Regions from separate parts of the Homo sapiens genome. Here region 1 is linked to region 2. Evidence: chromatin loops called from intact Hi-C (ENCODE). Cell type or tissue: CD14-positive monocyte. All regions are shown on one strand. Links, peaks and the distances in the headings refer to the core of each region. The heading gives the core; the rest is flanking DNA. Region 1 overlaps CEP72-DT (CEP72 divergent transcript). Region 2 has its middle 8.3 kb from the start of MIR4456.

What was found. Peaks named below come from ENCODE experiments on the same cell type or tissue, not always from the same donor. Only the 100,000 strongest peaks of a DNase experiment are listed, where the experiment ranks them.
Region 1: a loop joins it to region 2, with 2.4 times the contacts of the local background. A loop is called at or near these places in 6 of 110 quality-filtered maps.

What each region holds. Positions count from the first base shown.
Region 1 is chr5:602,465-611,011 of GRCh38, reverse strand. CEP72-DT (CEP72 divergent transcript) reads left to right here. Exons shown (of 3, transcript NR_103444.1): 3 at 8,168-8,547. It overlaps LOC105374608 (a long non-coding RNA gene), which reads right to left. Exons shown (of 8, transcript XR_007058672.1): 3 at 6,844-6,995; 4 at 6,372-6,649; 5 at 5,797-5,867; 6 at 5,152-5,199; 7 at 4,719-4,933; 8 at 3,402-3,947. Among named protein-coding and RNA genes, the nearest start is that of CEP72-DT, 5.5 kb to the left of the region's middle. RefSeq lists enhancers at 7,250-7,750, 7,751-8,251. In CD14-positive monocyte, for the core only: no CTCF peak of the experiment used is centred there; a DNase peak (open chromatin) is centred at 3,401; H3K27me3 peaks cover 2,489 bases.
Region 2 is chr5:539,918-548,464 of GRCh38, reverse strand. No RefSeq gene overlaps it. Among named protein-coding and RNA genes, the nearest start is that of MIR4456, 8.3 kb to the right of the region's middle. RefSeq lists an enhancer at 6,547-7,132. In CD14-positive monocyte, for the core only: no CTCF peak of the experiment used is centred there; a DNase peak (open chromatin) is centred at 4,354; H3K4me3 peaks cover 1,364 bases; H3K27ac peaks cover 485 bases; H3K27me3 peaks cover 3,232 bases.

The sequences.
Region 1 (8,547 bases), core at 1,488-6,487, 63 kb before region 2:
CAGTGTGTGCAGGAGGTGTGTGCAGGGTCTATGTGTGGGGGTGTGTGCAACAGTGTGTGCAGGAGGTGTGTGCAGGAGGTGTGTGCAGGAGCTATGTGTGGGGGTGTGTGCAACAGTATGTGCAGAGGTGTGTGTAGGGGCTATGTGTGGGGGTGTGTGCAACAGTGTGTGCAGGAGGTGTGTGCAGGAGGTGTGTGCAACAGTGTGCAGGGGGTGTACACAAGGTGTGTGCAGGAGGTGTGTGTAGATGTGTGTGCAGGAGGTATACACAGGGTTTGTGCAGAGGATGTGTGTGGGAGGTGTGTGCAGGGGATCTGTGCAGGGAGTGTACACAGGCTGTGTGCAGAGGCTATGTGCAGGGGGTGTGTGCAACAGTGTGCAGGGAGTGTACACAAGGTGTGTGCAGGAGGTGTGTGCAGAGGTGTGTGCAGGAGGTATACATGGTGTGTGAAGGTATGTGTAGAGGTGTGTGCAGGGGGTATACACAGGGTTTGTGCAGAGGATGTGTGAGGGAGTTGTGTGCAGGGGATCTGTGCAGGGAGTGTACACAGGCTGTGTGCAGGGGGTATGTGCAACAGTGTGCAGGGGGGGTGTGTGCAGAGGTGTGTGCAGGGGGTGTACACAGAGGGTGGTGGCAGGCGGTGGATGCAAGGCTGCATCTGTTCAGCCCAAGACGTTCCATTGGTCCAGTGGTGTTAGAGCACATTTGGTCAGGTTGCCTTCATGGGATATTTGACAAGCTGCAAACCCGAGGGCATGCTGGTGCCCGAGGGCGCCTCCGTGCTGACCTCAGCATGTGCAGCAAGAGCCAGGGCACAGGGGCGGCCTGGCCCATTTCAGGCAGGTGCTCTGTGGGAGGGTGGCTGTCTCCACTGACAACCCAGGGAGGTCAGCAAGGAGGAGCCCTGAGGTGGACTCGAAAGCTGTGGGAGCTGATGGCCCTCCTGGTCTCTGCCACAGCCCTTAGGCTGTGGGACACACAGCGTCACATTTGATCACTGTTCATGGGGCCTGCCGAACACTCAGCATTCCTGAGTGCAGATCGTCACGTAACTTTCCAAAAATTGCAAACCCAGATATGGCTCCATGACCCCTCCTGCAAGACTGTGAAGGAGTTCAGGGCACAGCTGAGCCCTCACACCCCCAGCCCCATCACTGCCCCTGATATGCACTGAGTGGAATTCTGTCCCGCCAGGAGACAAACAGTGGACAGCATCCTGGCTCTTCAGAAGCACATGACGATGGCAAACTGAAGGCCTCATGGGCCCTCACCCAACAGCAGTGGCTTTTCAGGGCATAACACAGGCCCCAAACACTGAGCCTCTTCCTCCTGGGCAGGTACCCAGCTGGCCAGACAGGGCAGGGTAGGGGCGAGTGGGACCTCAGTGGGCAGCCGGTCCAGGACAGAACCACACGGGGATGTGATGGAAGTACCAATGGGAACTTTGAAAACAATGCCTCTGCTCACCAAAGTATCCCAGCTTCACTGTAGAAAATATAGACACTACAGAAGGGCACCGAGATTCGATATGCCGCCCTGCTGAGATAACCCACACTAACATGCCCACATGTATCCTGCAGGTGTTTTTCAAGCCTGTGCGTATTGACAGTCATGAGGCTATGCTAAGCATTGCCGGATGCATCTGCCACTAAGTAGTCTTTAACGTTGTTTATTAAACACTTTTAATGGTCACGTTAGATCATAAACCAAACCCAACTTTATTATCCTGTCTTCTGCTGCTGAAAGTTGTGTCTGTCTCCACTTCCTCACGGTGCTCACTCTGGTTGGCCAAATCATGAAGATCCATGGAGGCGCGGGAGCCTTCCGGCCTGGAATGGGGCAGCAAAAGCACAGAGCCGCAGAGAAGCCGGGAAAGCAAAGGCAGGGGCTGCTGGGCTGGGCCCCATCAGCCCCATGGCAGCGGCACCCGCACAGGCCTGGGGTCCCCAGCAGCAGGGATGCTGTCTGTGGGCCCAGGGCTCCTCCACAGCTTTGGGGGCTTCCTGCCAGAGGAGGGGGGTGGTTCTCCTGGGAGGGGCCCCAAGACAGGAGTCCCCAGACCTGGGCACGCCTCACCTCGGGTAGGGCCCCAACGCTTCAGCGGGTCTCACTGGCATCCCTAAACCTAGACCACAGGAGAGTGTGCTGTGCCATCATCACGATGACCCCTCCCCATCCCAGCGCACGCTCCCACGACGCACCGTGCTCACAGTGACCCCTCCCCATCCCAGCGCACGCTCCCACAATGTGCCGGGATCACAGTGACCCCATGGGCTACCTGCCGCTCCCAAGGACTAATGGAGGCCTCTGTCCCCAGGTTCTATCCCGGGTTCCTCACAGGGCACCAGCCCTCAGGCCCAGTTAAATTCCGGAGCGGCTCTTTAAGCCCACAGGCCCAGGCCGCTATGGTAGGACCCAGGTGGGAGAGGCTCTCCGTGTGCTGTCTCCCTGACAGGTGCCCCATCCATAGCTTTCTAGAACATCCCAGGGAGGCTCCCAGGCCCCGAGCCTCAATCCTCAAGCCTGTGGGTCCCAGACTGCAGGCTCAGTGAGCCCTACAGAGACCAGGCCAGCGGAAGGAAACAGGGAGACCCACATGGTCAGAGAAGAGGGCTGGAGGTTCAGCCTGAGGGGCCTCTGGGCTTTCTCTAAACAGAGCGGGGGTGGGAGGAGGCTGTGATGTACAGTGAGGGGACTTGAGAGGGAAATGGGGGCCTCCACCCACCCCAGGGACGAGCGCTCACCCCAGGCCCACCTGGCTCGCAGCATCCAAGCCAGGGCTACGCAGAGCAGCTGCTCCCAAACCCAGCTCCCTCTGGGTGCCTGAGCCAGGCTCAGAGATGCATCCTGCATCGTTCTTTCTCCATCCTGTGTCAACAAGACAACACAGGCAACCAGCGTGGCCATGCTGGAAATCCACAGCCTAGCGGAGCGGCCTCGCCTGCATTCATGTGGCCAGTGGAATTCGCGGCACACACATTCGCACTGTCACGCTCAGTTCACGTGTGCACACGCTCACAGCCACAGCACACTCACAGTTCACACACCTCACACGCATACATACACAGGTGTACGTGCACATGCACACTCACGTACACACCCACCCACACACAGTCTCACACCCAGGTTCACACCCACACATGGACCTCAATCCACCGGTACCTGCCACACACCCACACGCGGACCTCCATCCCACTCCAAGGCCTTTCCCCACATCCCCGGGCGGCAGGAGCCCAGCGGTCAGTGCAGAGGCATGGACGAGGGCCAGGGAGGCAGGTGGCACGAGCCACCTGCTCTCCACATCCTTCTCGAGAGGAAAGGAGGTGCCGGCCCACCCTGCCCACAGCTCCTCGGCGAAGCCGCGTCTGGTCCAGGGCCAGCCGCCCCTTTGCTGGTTTCAGTTCCTCCTTTATCCATTCATAAACGTTGAACAAAAGCGCTCTTTTCCCTCACGGTATCTCTAGCAGTTAAGATCAACACCAATATTTGAGAACTGTCAATACTGCATTTTACCCACTTCCCAAATGTGAAACCGGAAGGCACACGTAGCCCTTGCTGGGCTGTTTCCAGTGAACACAGTTGAGGGTGGGCTTGGGGGTTCTCCGCATCGTAATGTCTTAGGAGGGGGTGGGGCCACACCTTCCCACCTTGTCCGAGTAACAGGCCACGTGTGCGGTTTAGTTCACACCGTGGAGGAGGGGAGTGTGAGGGCAGCGGGTGGGCCGCTGTGTCCTGGTCTCTGTCCTGCTGTGTGGCCAGGGAGGGAGTGCGGCTGTCCGATTTAGGTTGAAACACCGTCCATCGGCATCTCTGGGGGATGTTGCCACTGCCCTTGACTCCTGCCCTTGTGTCTGGAAAGGGGAGGCTTCAGAGTGAGTGGCCCACAGCCTTCCAGTTGCAGGAGCTGGTGTGGGAAGGGGCATCCCCATGGCTGTGGGCCGGAGCCCTGTAATAATGGGAAGTTTCAGTGCCCTCATAGGAGTTTCACTGGAGCAGGTAAATCGGTCTGGGAGCTTGTGAACCGCTCTGGGCTGCTGGGGCTGCACTGACAACAAGCACAGAGCCCAGCTACAAGTGGCGTGGCTGCAGGAGACGCCCTGGAGACCTGAGACAGGCTGGGTGTCTCTGCTGTCCCAGGACAGAACCCAGCTACAAGTGGCGTGGCTGCAGGAGACACCCAGGAGCCCCCAGGCAGGGTGGGCGGCTCTGCTATCCCAGGACTGGGTCAGGACAGCTCAGCCCTCGCAGTCCTCAGCCAAGTGCTGCCCCGCTCTGCAAGGGGCCCAGAGGGCTCCCAGAGGCCTGCGGACCAGTGCTAGGCCTCACATCCCTGAACCACTCCCTGACCTCACATCCCTGAACACATGCAGGGGCCGGGCCTCAGCTGGGGGGCATGGCACTGGGTGAGGTCAGAGGTGCTCCAAGCATGTGGCCTAGAAGGTTTGTCCAAAACAAATTCTCTCCTGGACCCTGGAGGGGAAGCAGAAGCCGGCTGCTTCCTATAGTTCCCAACACCAGAAAGCCCAGGACTTCTCAGGGAAATCTTGGTTTCCAGCTTTTTCCGAAAGTGCCTGATGGGCAGGCATTCACTCCTTTCAGACAAGCCCCCCAGCCCTTCAGCCACTGAGCCGTGACCCTCTCCCCAGGAAGGACTGGTGGGGCTGGGGCACTGCCACCACCTGGAGCCCCATCTTCAGCCGCCTGGCAGGAGCTGCACCTGCACATGGCACCCGTGAACTCCGGCATCTTCCTCTGTCCTCCCAGGCACTCGGCATCTTCCAGGGCTGCTGCCTCCTGAGCCCACTCGATATGGTTTAGATGTTTGTCCCCACAGATCTCATGTTGAAATGTAATCACCAGTGCTGGAGGTGGGGGCTGGTAGGAGGTGTTTGGATCACAGGAGTGGGTCCTTCCTGAATGGCGTGGGTCATCCTGTTGGTGATAAGTGAGTTCTCACTCTGGTAGATCTGGTAGTTTAAAAGTGTGTGGTGGCTGGGCGCAGTGGCTCACACCTGTAATCCCAGCACTTTGGGTGACTGAGGAGGGTGGATCACTTGAGGTCAGGAGTTCAAGACCAGCCTGGCCAACATGGTGAAACCCTGTCTCTACTAAAAACACAAAAATAATTAGCTGGGTGTGGTGGTGCGCACCTGTTATCCCAGCTGCTTGGGAGGCTGAGGCAGGAGAATTGCTTGAACCTGGGAGACAGAGGTTGCAGTGAGCTGAGATTACGCCACTGCACTCCAGCCTGGGCGACAGAGTGAGACTCCATCTCAATTAAAAAAAAAAAAAGTGTGAGGCGCCTCCCCCTTCTGACTTGCCCCCCTCTCACAGCCCCCCTCTCACAATGTGAGGTGCCTCCCCCTCTGACTTGCCCCTCTCTCACAGCCCGCCTCTCACAATGTGAGGCGCCTCCCCCCTCTGGCTTGCTCTCCTCTCACAATGTGAAGCGCCTCCCCCCTCTGACTTGCTCTCCTCTCACAATGTGAGGCACCTCCCCCCTCTGGCTTGCTCTCCTCTCACAATGTGAGGCGCCTCCCCGCTCTGGCTTGCTCTCCTCTCACAATGTGAGGCGCCTCCCCCCTCTGGCTTGCTCTCCTCTCACAATGTGAGGCGCCTCCCCCCTCTGGCTTGCTCTCCTCTCACAATGTGAGGCGCCTCCCCCTCTGACTTGCTCTCCTCTCACAATGTGAGGTGCCTCCTCCCTCTGACTTGCTCTCCTCTCACAATGTGAGGTGCCTCCTCCCTCTGACTTGCCCCCCTCTTAAAGTGTCATGTATCTGCTCCCCCTTTACCTTCCACCACAACTGGAAGCTTCCTGAGGCCTCATCAGAAGCAGATCCTGGCACTACACTTCATGTACGGCCTACAAAACCATGAGCCAATTAACCCTCTTTTCTTTATAAATTACCCAGTCTCAGGTTTTCTTTATAGCAATGCAAGAACAGCCTAGTACACCACCTCTGCCTCTCTTTCCGCCATCTGCTGTTAAAAGCAGGCTGATCAGGACCAGGGGCCAGCATCAGATATAACCTGGCATCCCCTGCAAAGTCCCAGGCTTCCCCCACTATGGCTTGGGGACCTGCAGCTGCTTGCTCCTCATCTCTGAGGCTTCGGGGAGCCCAGAGCTCAGAGTCCCTTAGGGCCAGGGCAGAGTGTGGCCTGGGGGCCACCAGCCTCAGGAAGCCCAAGGCCTCCTCCAAGCAGGAGTTCTCTCAGAGCCAGAGCTGCCCCACCCCATATGGCCCAGTGACCATCACTCAAAGCTCACCTTCTCCTTGAGCCTCTGGTCAGCCGACCAGCCCTGACTGCTCCCGGGCCCCTGGCCCCTGGCCACGTCCCCCCTCCTGCCCCTGCACCCCATGCTGACCAAGCTCCACCGCCTCAACCCCGCAGGATCCAGCACTGCTCTCCACTGCCGCTGGGTGCATTCCGTCGGGCAAAGCTTTGTTGCATGAGGCCGGGGCTCAGCATCACAGCCTCTCTGTCGGTTCCTGCAGGCAGTGGACATGGTGGGTCCCCACTGTGAGGAGCCCAGCCTCTGGGGGCCCAGACGCAGGTTTCTGGCTGGGCACACACTGGGGTGAGCAGGCTCCCTGGCTGTGAGGCCGTGAGCAAGCCCATCTCCGAACTCCAGTTTTCTCATCCCTAAAAATTAAAAATAAGAAGGCCCTCAAGGGGACTGGCAGTTCCCAGCCCTCTTGGGCCTTGCCCATTTCTGGTGTAGAGGATGGAGCCATCTCTTACAGCTCGGGTTGGTGAGAAGCAAGCATGAGGCTACGGTGGCATTTTCAGGTAAAGTTTAGATTTTCCAGAAGAAGAAACGTGTAAGTGGCACATACCCTGTCCCCCTTCTCCTTTGCGCTGAACAAAGTTGTGATGTCTGAAACTGCAGCAGCCGCCTTGGGATGATGAGGGCAAAGAAAATTGGCATCACTGGGGTCCCCAACCCGGGCTCCAAACCAAGGTCACTGCTGCTAGGACTAGACTGTGGCTAAGAGAAAGAAAACACAACAGCTGAGTGACTGTTGCACCCAATGCCTTCCTGTGGACCCTGGCATCTGCCGAGGTGGCGGGCAGAGCTTAGGTGGCGCGGGCACAGCTTAGGTGGCACAGGCACGTGTGCAGGTGCCCGTAACAAGGCCTGGAAGGAGGCTGTGCCTGCCCAGCGGAGGGACCCCCTTTCTCTGTGGGGAGATAGAGCCCCGGGAGGGGGCAGGAGCTGGAGCATGGGAGTGGCTGGGGCTGCGGAGGGGAGCTCTGGAGGACCCCACCTTCCCAGGGCTAGGACAGAGGGAGCCGGCTGCTGGGGACGTCCCTCCATCTGCTCAGACAGAGGGAGCTGGCTGCTAGGGACGTCCCTCCGTCTGTTTGGACACAGGGAGCTGGCTGCTGGGGACGTCCCTCCGTCTGCTCGGACAGAGGGAGCTGGCTGCTGGGGACGTCCCTCCGTCTGCCTGGTGTCCAGCCTGGCCTGAGTCCAGGTCCGAGCAGTCTGTGTGGATGAAGGAGCGGGTTGGGATGGGGAATAAACAAAAGCCTGAAATGTAATCAGCCGGCTTCGCAGCTATGGCGAGCGGGCAGGCCTCCTGCATCCTGGTAGTCAGCACTGAGCCCGCTGGAGCCAGCCTTGTCCTCAGAGGCAGCACCGGGAGAATGCAGTGCAGGTGACAGGGGACCTTTGCTGCCCAGAGGCATGTGGTCTATTGGCTGCACGTTTGTGCTCCTGCAGGAGTCACGGGTGGAACCCCAACCCCAGTGCTGCGGTGTGTGGAGTGGGGTCCTCCCAGTGGGATCAGTGCCCTCATAGGAGAGGGCTGCCCTCCCCTTTCTCTGTCGCACCGGGAAACCAGGAAGGGCCCTCACTAGGAGGCCAGTCAGCTGGTGCCAGGATCTCCGGCTTCCACCCCAGAGTGGTGGGAGCTTCCTGTGTCTGCTGCTCAACAAACCTATGTCTGCTGCTCGGGTTGCCCGTGTGTGGTTTTCTGCTATGGCCACCTGAGCTGATTAAGACCTCCCCCAAAATCTGTGCAAAACCCCAGCGCTTCGAATGTCACCTCTGAGGCAAAAGCTGTGATAAACATAGGGATCTTAAGAGGTGCTTTTCCTGGGTTATCGGGGGGTGGGGCCTGGGGGTCTAAATGCATTCACCAATGTCCTTCTAAGAGACAGAAGAGAGACACAGAGAGAAGAGGCACAGAGGAGCCGGCCATGGAGCGATACAGCAGAAGCTGGAGGCGACGGGAGGATCCTGGCCCAGAGCCTCGGGAGGGAGTGGGGGCCGTGTTCCAGAAGCCTGAGAGTCCTGCGTGTTGTTCTGAGCCCCTAAGGCTGGGGTAGCTTGTTCCAGCAGTCATGGGAAACTGACACATCCCAAACACAGCAGCACGAGAACATAGGACTGAGACACCATCCCCATCACGCCCCAACACACGAAGACTGACGGTGGCGGGTGCTGCACATCTCAGCCGGAGCTCTGAAGGCATTTAGCTGAGCGCTGGCCTGCACCTGGAGAGAGTGAGAGACACCAGCCTCCACTGCCAGGA
Region 2 (8,547 bases), core at 1,598-6,597:
TGCCCTCTCTCTTTGGGGCCCACGGGAGCTGACGTGTCTCTGGTGTGTGGGGCAGAGGTCAGGAGCTCTCTGAGAGTGACGTCCTGTCTCCTTACTGCTGCGTCTCCGCACCCTCAAAAAGCAGAAGCCTGGCTGCTGCTCACACTGGCGTGGCCTTGCCTGGGGGTGAGAGGCCCTCACAGGTCCCCTGTCCAGGGCTCAGGGCAGTGGGAATCAGCACGGAGACACGCTGAGGTGGCCGTGTCTCAAACACAAGTAATAGATGGGCTCCTGTGAGAGAAAGGGAATGGCTTTGTGGCTCCCAGGGAGGTTTGTGATTTGGAGTCTCTGTTTGCTGGTTCAGAGCAGTCGGATCTGAAGCTACCGGAACTGAGAGAGACAGTTTTGACTTTACCAAGATGTCTCACGTCACTGCATCCCAATCCAAAGACAGATTATTGTGTGGCATATTAAAGTGGGACAAAAAGTGGTATTTATTCCTTGGAATCGAAGGACACCTATTTACTGTGCATTTCTGGCTACTGAGCACCAGCGAGTCGGCACCTGCAGAGACGGGAGGGAGGAGGTGCCACGTGCAGCATCCTGGTGAGGCTCTGCTCCCAGTGCGAGGCGGCCTGTTTGGGCAGAGCTGGACTCGTTTGCCTGCGCTAGGCAGACGCAGCATGAACCCACAGCGCACAGCCTATGTGGAATCCAGCACTGGCGGTTTGTCCTGCCACTGTCCAGCACGTCCAGCCCCCTTCTGGGCGGGAGGCTTGACACCAGCCCTGACACACAGCAGGCAGGTGAGGTGCCAGCTCCTGCATCCCCCCCACAGAGCCAGGGCTTCCTCCAACCTGGTGCCTCAGCGTCAGGCAAGCAAAGCAAAGGCAGCAGCAGGTGGGAGCCCCATCCCTGGCCAGCGAGCCCCACAAGCTGTGGGGTGGCCTCTCCTGCCTCAGTTATCTGGGAGCAGGGAGTGAGTGTCACAACAGCCTTGCATTGGATTCACGGTGGCAGGTGGCCCAGGGGTGGGCCGGTGTGGGAGGGTTGTCCTGGGCAGACCACACCCAAGGTCATGGGCCTGGCTGCCTGGCCCCTGTGGCCCTGACCATCTCCCGTGCCAAGACTCCCAGCGAAGGGGCAGTGGACCCAGGTCTGCAGCTTCTGAGGGCTGCACAGTTCGTACCCCCAGCCCCACCCTACCTGGACAGGCTGCAGCCCACTGGGTCTCTAGGAGGGGGCGGGCCTGCGATGAGGGTCCAGGGAAGAGCCATCCTTGGGCAGCTGCTCCTGAGGCCCCGGCACTGCCCTCGGTGCCCCCAGCACTCACCCTCTCCACTGCCCAGTCAGCCTGGCAGCCATTGTCTAGGCCTCCAGGCTACAGCCCCCACTTTGAAGCAACTCTGACTCCAAAGTGGCACGCCTTGTCCCTTGTTTAAAACTTGGACTCAGAGGGGTGAGGGTCCCTGCAGGGTGCACCTGGAGACCCTCTGAGTCCAAGTTTTAAACATGAGGCTTCCCAGTCCCCATCCTGGTCTTTGGACAGAGGCAGCAGCAGGTGGGAACCCCATTCCTGGCCATTCAAGCCCCACAAGCTGTGGGGTGGCCTCTCCTGCCTCAGTTATCCGGGAGCAGGAAGTGGGTGTCGCAACAGACATAATCAGGTGTCACAAAGTCCAAGCCCTGTAATTCTGTGAACTTTATTGGTAGGAGGGGCTGTCTCCCGAGCCGCTCGCCCCATCCTTAACCCGGTTTTGGCCCCAAGTATATGGCGCCCCAGCCGAGAACAAGGCCATTCAGGGATTAAGACAGCCAAGCCTCAGTCTCCAGTCGGGTAAAGGGCAAAGGACGGCAAAAGGCCATCCGGAGACCCCAGGGCTGGCCTCATAGGGCAGGGCAGCTGGTGTTGGGGTCACAGCCTGGCACTAGCACCACTTCTGAAAAAAGCTCCCGGGTGGCATGGTCATAGGACTGCCCAATGTCAGTGCTGGGACCACACAAGGACAGGTGTGACCTCGGGGTAGACTTTCCTCCTGATAAGCCCTGGCAGCTGCTCCAGACCCTGCAGGGACAAGCAAAGTCACTTTCCCTGACCTCCTCTTTCCCGGGCCTTCCCAGGGCTCCCAGAGCCACCGTGACCTGTAGGGGCCAGGACAGGAGGAGAGAAAGCTTGGGGCTGGAACAGGACCTAGCCTGCAGGGTAGCAGGTGCAATCCCAGGCTTCAGGGCTGGTTGTGCGGGGCTCTGCCCAGCGAGTGTGGTGGGCCAGGGTGGAGGCCCTGCCTGTGCTCCCTGCAGCCCCAGCAATCCCTCCTTGGACGCTGGCCTTGAGAAGAGCCAGGGAGGCTGCTGTGCTTTCAGCTGCTGGACCCTAGGGGAGCAAAACCCCATGGAAGAGCCTGTACGAGAAGAAGGCCTGAGACAGTTAAGTGACTGCTCTATGGAAGGCCCCAGCAAGGATGCTTCAGCAGGGTCCCATGAGCACCCAAGACCCACTTGCTGACACAGCACGGACACCCCCAGAGGCCATGGCAGAGTCAGCTTCCCTCTTCCCCCTCCACAAAGAGTTGGCCACATTCTGCAAAGTCAGTGGTCAGGGGCCCACTGTGGCCACCAGGAGCCTGCCGTCCGCCCTGTGGTATGTCCTGCAGCTCTCGACACCTCACAACCTCCAGCGGGCCTTGCCCACCCCATGGGAAGGGGCACCAGGATGCCTAAGGCCCCATAGAACTCAGGCCCTTGGCCACATCCAGCCTCTGGGCTCCATCCACTGAGGCGGTTGGCCCGTGCTGACCCACAGGTCATGGAGTCTCAGGCCTCAGGCCCTCAGTCCAGAAGGGGAGATGAGTCCGGCAGCATGTCCAGTGGAAAAGGGCCTCCAATTGGCTAGTTTAAGTGGCATTGACTAAGACCTGGCTAGCACTGGGCCCACAGGTCCCGGTAGGTCATCTGGTTGGGACCCCCACACCCAGCACTCCTATGTCCCACAGAGCTGCTTTTGTCACAGCACACACAGCTGCATTCATGCACAGACAGGTCCTCATGTGTCTGGAGTTTGTTCCTTCCGGTGGGTTCATGGTCTCGCTGACTTCAGGAATGAAGCCACGGACCCTTGCGGTGAGTGTTACAGCTCTTAAAGGTGGTGTGGACCCAAACAGTGAACAGCAGCAAGATTTATTGTGGAGAGGGAAAGAACATAGCTTCCACAGCATGGAAGGGGACCAGAGTAGGTTGCTGCTGCTGGCTGGGGGGTGGCCAGCTTTTGTTCCATTAGTTGTCACCACCCATGTCCTGCTGATTGGTCCATTTTACAGAGTGCTGATTCGAACATTTTACAGTGTGCTGATTGGTCCATTTTACAAACCTCTAGCTAGCTACAGAGTGCTGGTTGGTGCGTTTTTACAGAGCACTGATTGGTGCATTTTACAAACCTCTAGCTAGCTACAGAGTGCTGATTGGTGCATTTTACAATCCTCTTGTAAGACAGAAAAGTTCTTCAAGTCCCTACTCAACCCAGGAAGTCCAGCTGGCTTCGTCTCTCACTCAGAGACCCGGTGAGGAGACGCAGCTGAAGATGCCTGGGCAGGACCCGGGGCCGACCAGGCTTCTCAGAGCTGTCCTCAGCTGCTAATCCCCTCCAGTGGGTCAGGGAGTCCTGAGCAGCACAGGACCTGGAGGAAATACAGTGACAACCCCCTGGCCTGCAAGCAGGTGGCACGAGACAGGCACCCCAACATGGCCAGCAGGCGGGGACACCAGCTTCAGAGGCTTGGCCCCTCCAACCCACACCCCAAGAGCATTGGCCTCCCTGGTGGTCTCCTGGCCCTGTTTGGGTTTTGTGTCTCACCAGGCTCATGTGACACTTGGGACCCACCTCAGAGCCAAGCCAGACAAGGCCCCTGGGGAGCTTCAGGTCCCACAGCCTGACTGGAGGCAGGAAGGAGACCCCTGGGGGGCGTGCAGTGCCTTGAGTCCTACTGAGGGGATGCCTGGTGCGCAAAGGCCTGGCCCCGGCCCCTCAGCGTGTGAGAGCAGGAAGCTGCTGTGTCCTCGATGCCTCCTGTCCTGCTGTCCTCCTATCCCAAGGAATGGGCAGCCGGGCCCGGGGTGCTGTTTGTTCACTCTCGGGGACGAATGTGCCAGGCTCCACCTGTGAACCCACATCTGACCCAGCTCTCTGCTAGGGCAGCGCCTGCCCTCCCTACTCTGCCTGTGTGATTTTAAAGCCTATGAAAATTAAACAGGAAGTGGAAGTGGAAGTGAGACCAGCCCCTCCCACGGCCTCACGGGCAGAGCACTGGGCTGGGGCTTCGCGGCTGCGTTTACTTCCCCAAACCTTCACCTTCCTCCAATGAGCAAGGTTGGCTAAAGGTAATGCGGTCGTAAAATGATTTCCGGATCTTCTGAAATCCCCGACAGGAGCCTGTGGTCTGGAAAGCTGTTGCGCTGGCCTGGACCGTGGGCTTGGAGGATGGATGGGCTCCCACCCACGGTCCCATTTGCCAATTGTTCCTGGCAGTTAGTCACCCCCTGGCTGATGAGGACGTGGTAAACCACACGGGGTTGAGGAGAGGACGGAGCCTCGGCGTGACCTCGGGCCACCTCTGAGCCACTGAGGGATGCAGGGCCAGGCGGGGGTCACCACAGGTGATTTTTCCCAGTGTCTGTCCTGGACCCCTCACCCCAGGCTCCAGGCAACTCAGCCGTGGGCCCTGCCCAGAGCCCCCCAGGCTCCAAGGGCACTATAGCCTTTGTGGGCCAGAGCTGCTGTCCCAGGCGTGTGCTCAGGACCCTCAAAGACCTGGCTTTCCTGTCCTGCCATTGTCCTGGGGACCTCAAATGCCCACAGGGTGATGCCCCAGAACCCTTGCATCCTCCTCCATAGCCCAGCTCCCTCTGGCCTCCGCTGTAGCCTCAACCTCAGGCTCTTGGGTGTGTGGCTCCTGCCTGGGGCCCACTGAGCCCTCAGCTGCACCAGGCCTTGGGTGTCTCCAACTAAGCCCAGCACCAGCTCCGACACTGTTGTCCTATTTCCCCACTTTACCATCCTTGGGACCCCAGCATCCGGCCCTCAGCGGCTTTCCCCACTTTACCATCCTTGGGACCCCAGCATCCAGCCCCTCAGAGCTTTCCCCACTTTACCATTCTTGGGACCCCAGCATCCGGCCCCTCAGCGGCTTTCCCCACTTTACCATTCTTGGGACCCCAGCATCCAGGCCCTCAGCGGCTTTCCCCACTTTACCATTCTTGGGACCCCAGCATCCGGCCCCTCGAGTGGCGGCACCTTGGCTTCTGCTCAGCACTCTGCCAGTTCCCCTCCACGAGGCGGCTTGAGCACACTCACTGGACCCACCTGGCCCTGCAGCCCAGCCCTGGCCCCGGCTGCTGTGGTGCTGAGACCCTCCCCACCCGCCTGCAGCAGGCTCCTCCCCTGGACCTTCCTCCGCAGGTGACCCCAGACACATCAGGGCCCTCAGCTGACACCTTTCCATGTCCTCCGCAGGTCCCTGCACCCCGCACGCCCACCTGCCTCTCGCATGCTGGGGCCTCTGCCTGTCCCTCTGCCCTGATGGCTTTCATGTCACTGCCTAAGCACGTTCAGCGGTCCTCCACCGAGCACTAGAACACCAGACCCTCCCTCCCGCTGTCCCGCGCCTCTGCTTCCTGCTGCCAAAGCTTCCCCGTCGCACCCGAGCCCCTCGCACCTGGCTCTGCCATACGGAGCAGTCCTTGTCCCTGCAGCAGCGTCACCAAAGCCTTCCTCTTGATACAGCTGCTCCTTCTGGGGTCCAGGAGATTTGGCCTGAGGAGCTGGGATGTCACTTGTGGGGTCTGTGGGATACTCTGACCTGAGGTCTCCCAGACCCTCCCTGGGAGGATGACCCAGACCTCAGCTCCGAGGTCGAGGCCTGGTGCAGCTCAGGGCTCAGTGGGCCCCAGGCAGGAGCCACACACCCAAGCCCTGTGCACCCAAGCCTGAGAAGTGCCCTCGGCAGAAGGAAGGGCCCGTGGGGTCAGAGCCGGGCCACCCATGGGGCCTGTGCTCCCAGGGGACACACCGGGGCCACTGAGGGCTGTCAAGACAGGGCCTAGGCATGACCTTGGTGACAGTTTGTTACCTGAAAAAAAAAACAAAAACAAAAACAAAACTTTTCAAGAAAAGCACCTAAGAAGATGAAGTGGGAACGTCATGTGGTGGGCACGCCAGCTTTCAGAGACGCGGTGGGAACGTCAGCCTTTCAGAGATGCGGTGGGAACGTCAGCCTTTCAGAGACACGGTGGGCACCCCAGCTTTTCAGGGGCTTTTCAGGGTCGTCCTTGCCCTGCACGTGGGACCAGGACCGATGTTCACCTGCTGGAAACTTGGGTCTCAGCCAGTGCAGGCCCCTCCCATGCCCCAGAGATGGGAAAAGGGGCTTCTCCCGGACCTTGGGCTCCTTCGTCCTCTGCTCAGGGCTGGGAGCTGAGGTCGGTGCCTCAGATGCCCCACCTGCCCCTTCCACCTGAGAGCTTCAAACAGAGTGGACAGCACCGACTCCCACAGCACAGCCAGAGTCCTAGGAAGGCACCGCGGTTGTGCCATTTTCTCCCTGCCTCACTGAGGGCCTGTGCTTGAGCTTCTCACCAGCAGCCCCGTCCCTTGCCTGCAGCTGAGGGTGATGCTCCCTCCCGGGGTCAGCCTAGGGCCCCGGCCCCTCCCCAGCCCCACCCCAGTGTCATCCTCAAGAGGCTCCACCTGCTTACCACGCCCATCTCCCCCATGCCCCGCCCCAGGCCCTCTCCAGGCCCCGCCCCCTCAAAGCCTCTGCCTCAGGCCCTGTGATGGGCAGGGGGCATCTGTGAGGAGCAGGGGAAGGTGGAGGGGCCCAGAGGCGAAAGGGTCTCACCAGGGCACCTGCTTCCCACAGAGCTGTGTCTGTGCAGACATCAGAGGGCTGCAGGCCCTGAGCTCATCCCAGACCCTCAGGTCTTACCAGGCAGCCCAGGGTTGGGGACAAGAGCACTGTCACCTTCCCCCCCAGGTGGCCCCAACCAGCCCCAGGCATGAGAGCCCCTTCCTTGACCTGTCCGGGGCACCCCACGTGACCTGCCCCTGGGGGAAGGGCGGCACCCCATCCTCAGTGACCTGGAGGTCGGAGGGCAGCTGCCTCGCCCCAGCCCAAGGCGCACAGAGCCCCCCAGGCCAGCGCAGCCCTGTGGCCCCAGGCAAGCCCTGCAAGATGGATGAGAAGCCTCGCCCTTGCCAGCCCCCTCCCCAACCCCAGGCCAGAAGAGATGGCAAGGAGGGCGGTGGGCACAGCAGCCCCTCCAGAGGAGCCAGGACCCAACCCAGGAGGCGGGCAGCCCACTTGATGGGGAGGGAGGCAGAGGGGGTGGAGGAGGGGACCAAACCCTTCCTGGTCCCTCAACACCCCCCTGCTGCACCAAGAGGTTGTGCAAAAGAGCCGGCATGTCCTGCAGAGCCTGCGGGTCACGTGTGTTAACAGGAGCGGGATGCTTCCCTCCCGGCTGTGTCTGTCCAAGGCCGAGCATGGTCCAAGCCCCTGTGAGGCCCCGCAATGCATATCAGGACCCCTCAGCTGCACACATTGTTGCTTTTATTATTATTATTGGAGATGAAATCATAGCACATCTGGGATGGCTTCAAAGTCGTCCTGGAGAGAAGGACGGGGCAGCAGGCCAGGAGGGAGACGGGCATTAGGACAGAAGGTGCCTGAAGTGGGTGCAGCCGGGAGCCTTCTTGGAGGAGGTGGCTCCGAGCTGAGATCCCTGAGTCAGGAAGGACCCAAAGCCTGAGAGACCATGCCCAGAAAGTCAGGAGAAACAAGGCTGCCCCGCTCCAGGGCGAAGGGCTGGGAAGGAGGCAGAGGGCGAGAGCCACAGGCCCAAAATCCAGAGAGGCCATCCCAGCTCCAGCCCTGCCATGAGGCAGCACAGAGGCCTCGGTGACCCTGGCGGAGCTGTGTCTTGGGGACAGATCAGTGAGAAGATGGGAGGCGTGGGCATCCAGGCTGGACCTCTCTGGATGGAGGGAGTAGGGGCGGGCTACACAGGAGAGGAGCCGGGGACACAGGGGAGGGGCACAGAGCTGAGGCTGAGGCAGGGCCGTGGAGATGGGAGGGGAGGCCAGGGCTTGGCGTGGAGATCGCGAGCTGATTCAGGGGAAGGGAGTGCCCCCGTGCTCTCAGGGTGGGTGCTGAGGGGGCATCCGGGCAGCTCCCCAGAGCGGGTGAGGGGCCCAGAGGGGGAGCCTGGCCCGCCAGGGAGGCAGGGGGTCTGCAGAGGCAGCTGCCGACACAACTGGGACAGCCCTCTTGAATGGAAGCCTCTGGGTGGCTGTTGGCAGTGCGTGGCACACAACACAATGAATGTCTACATAAACATTAATTAGCACCAGTTAATGAATAATTACACACCCCACGGTGTCGCCCAGTGCGGAGCTGTCGCTTGATAAAGATTGAATGAGAAGGACAGCAAAGCACTGATTGATAAGAGCCTTCCCTTTTGTGATCGATGCCAAGGTCACGGGTGGGGAGGGGCTGGGGGGCACAGCAGACACACCTC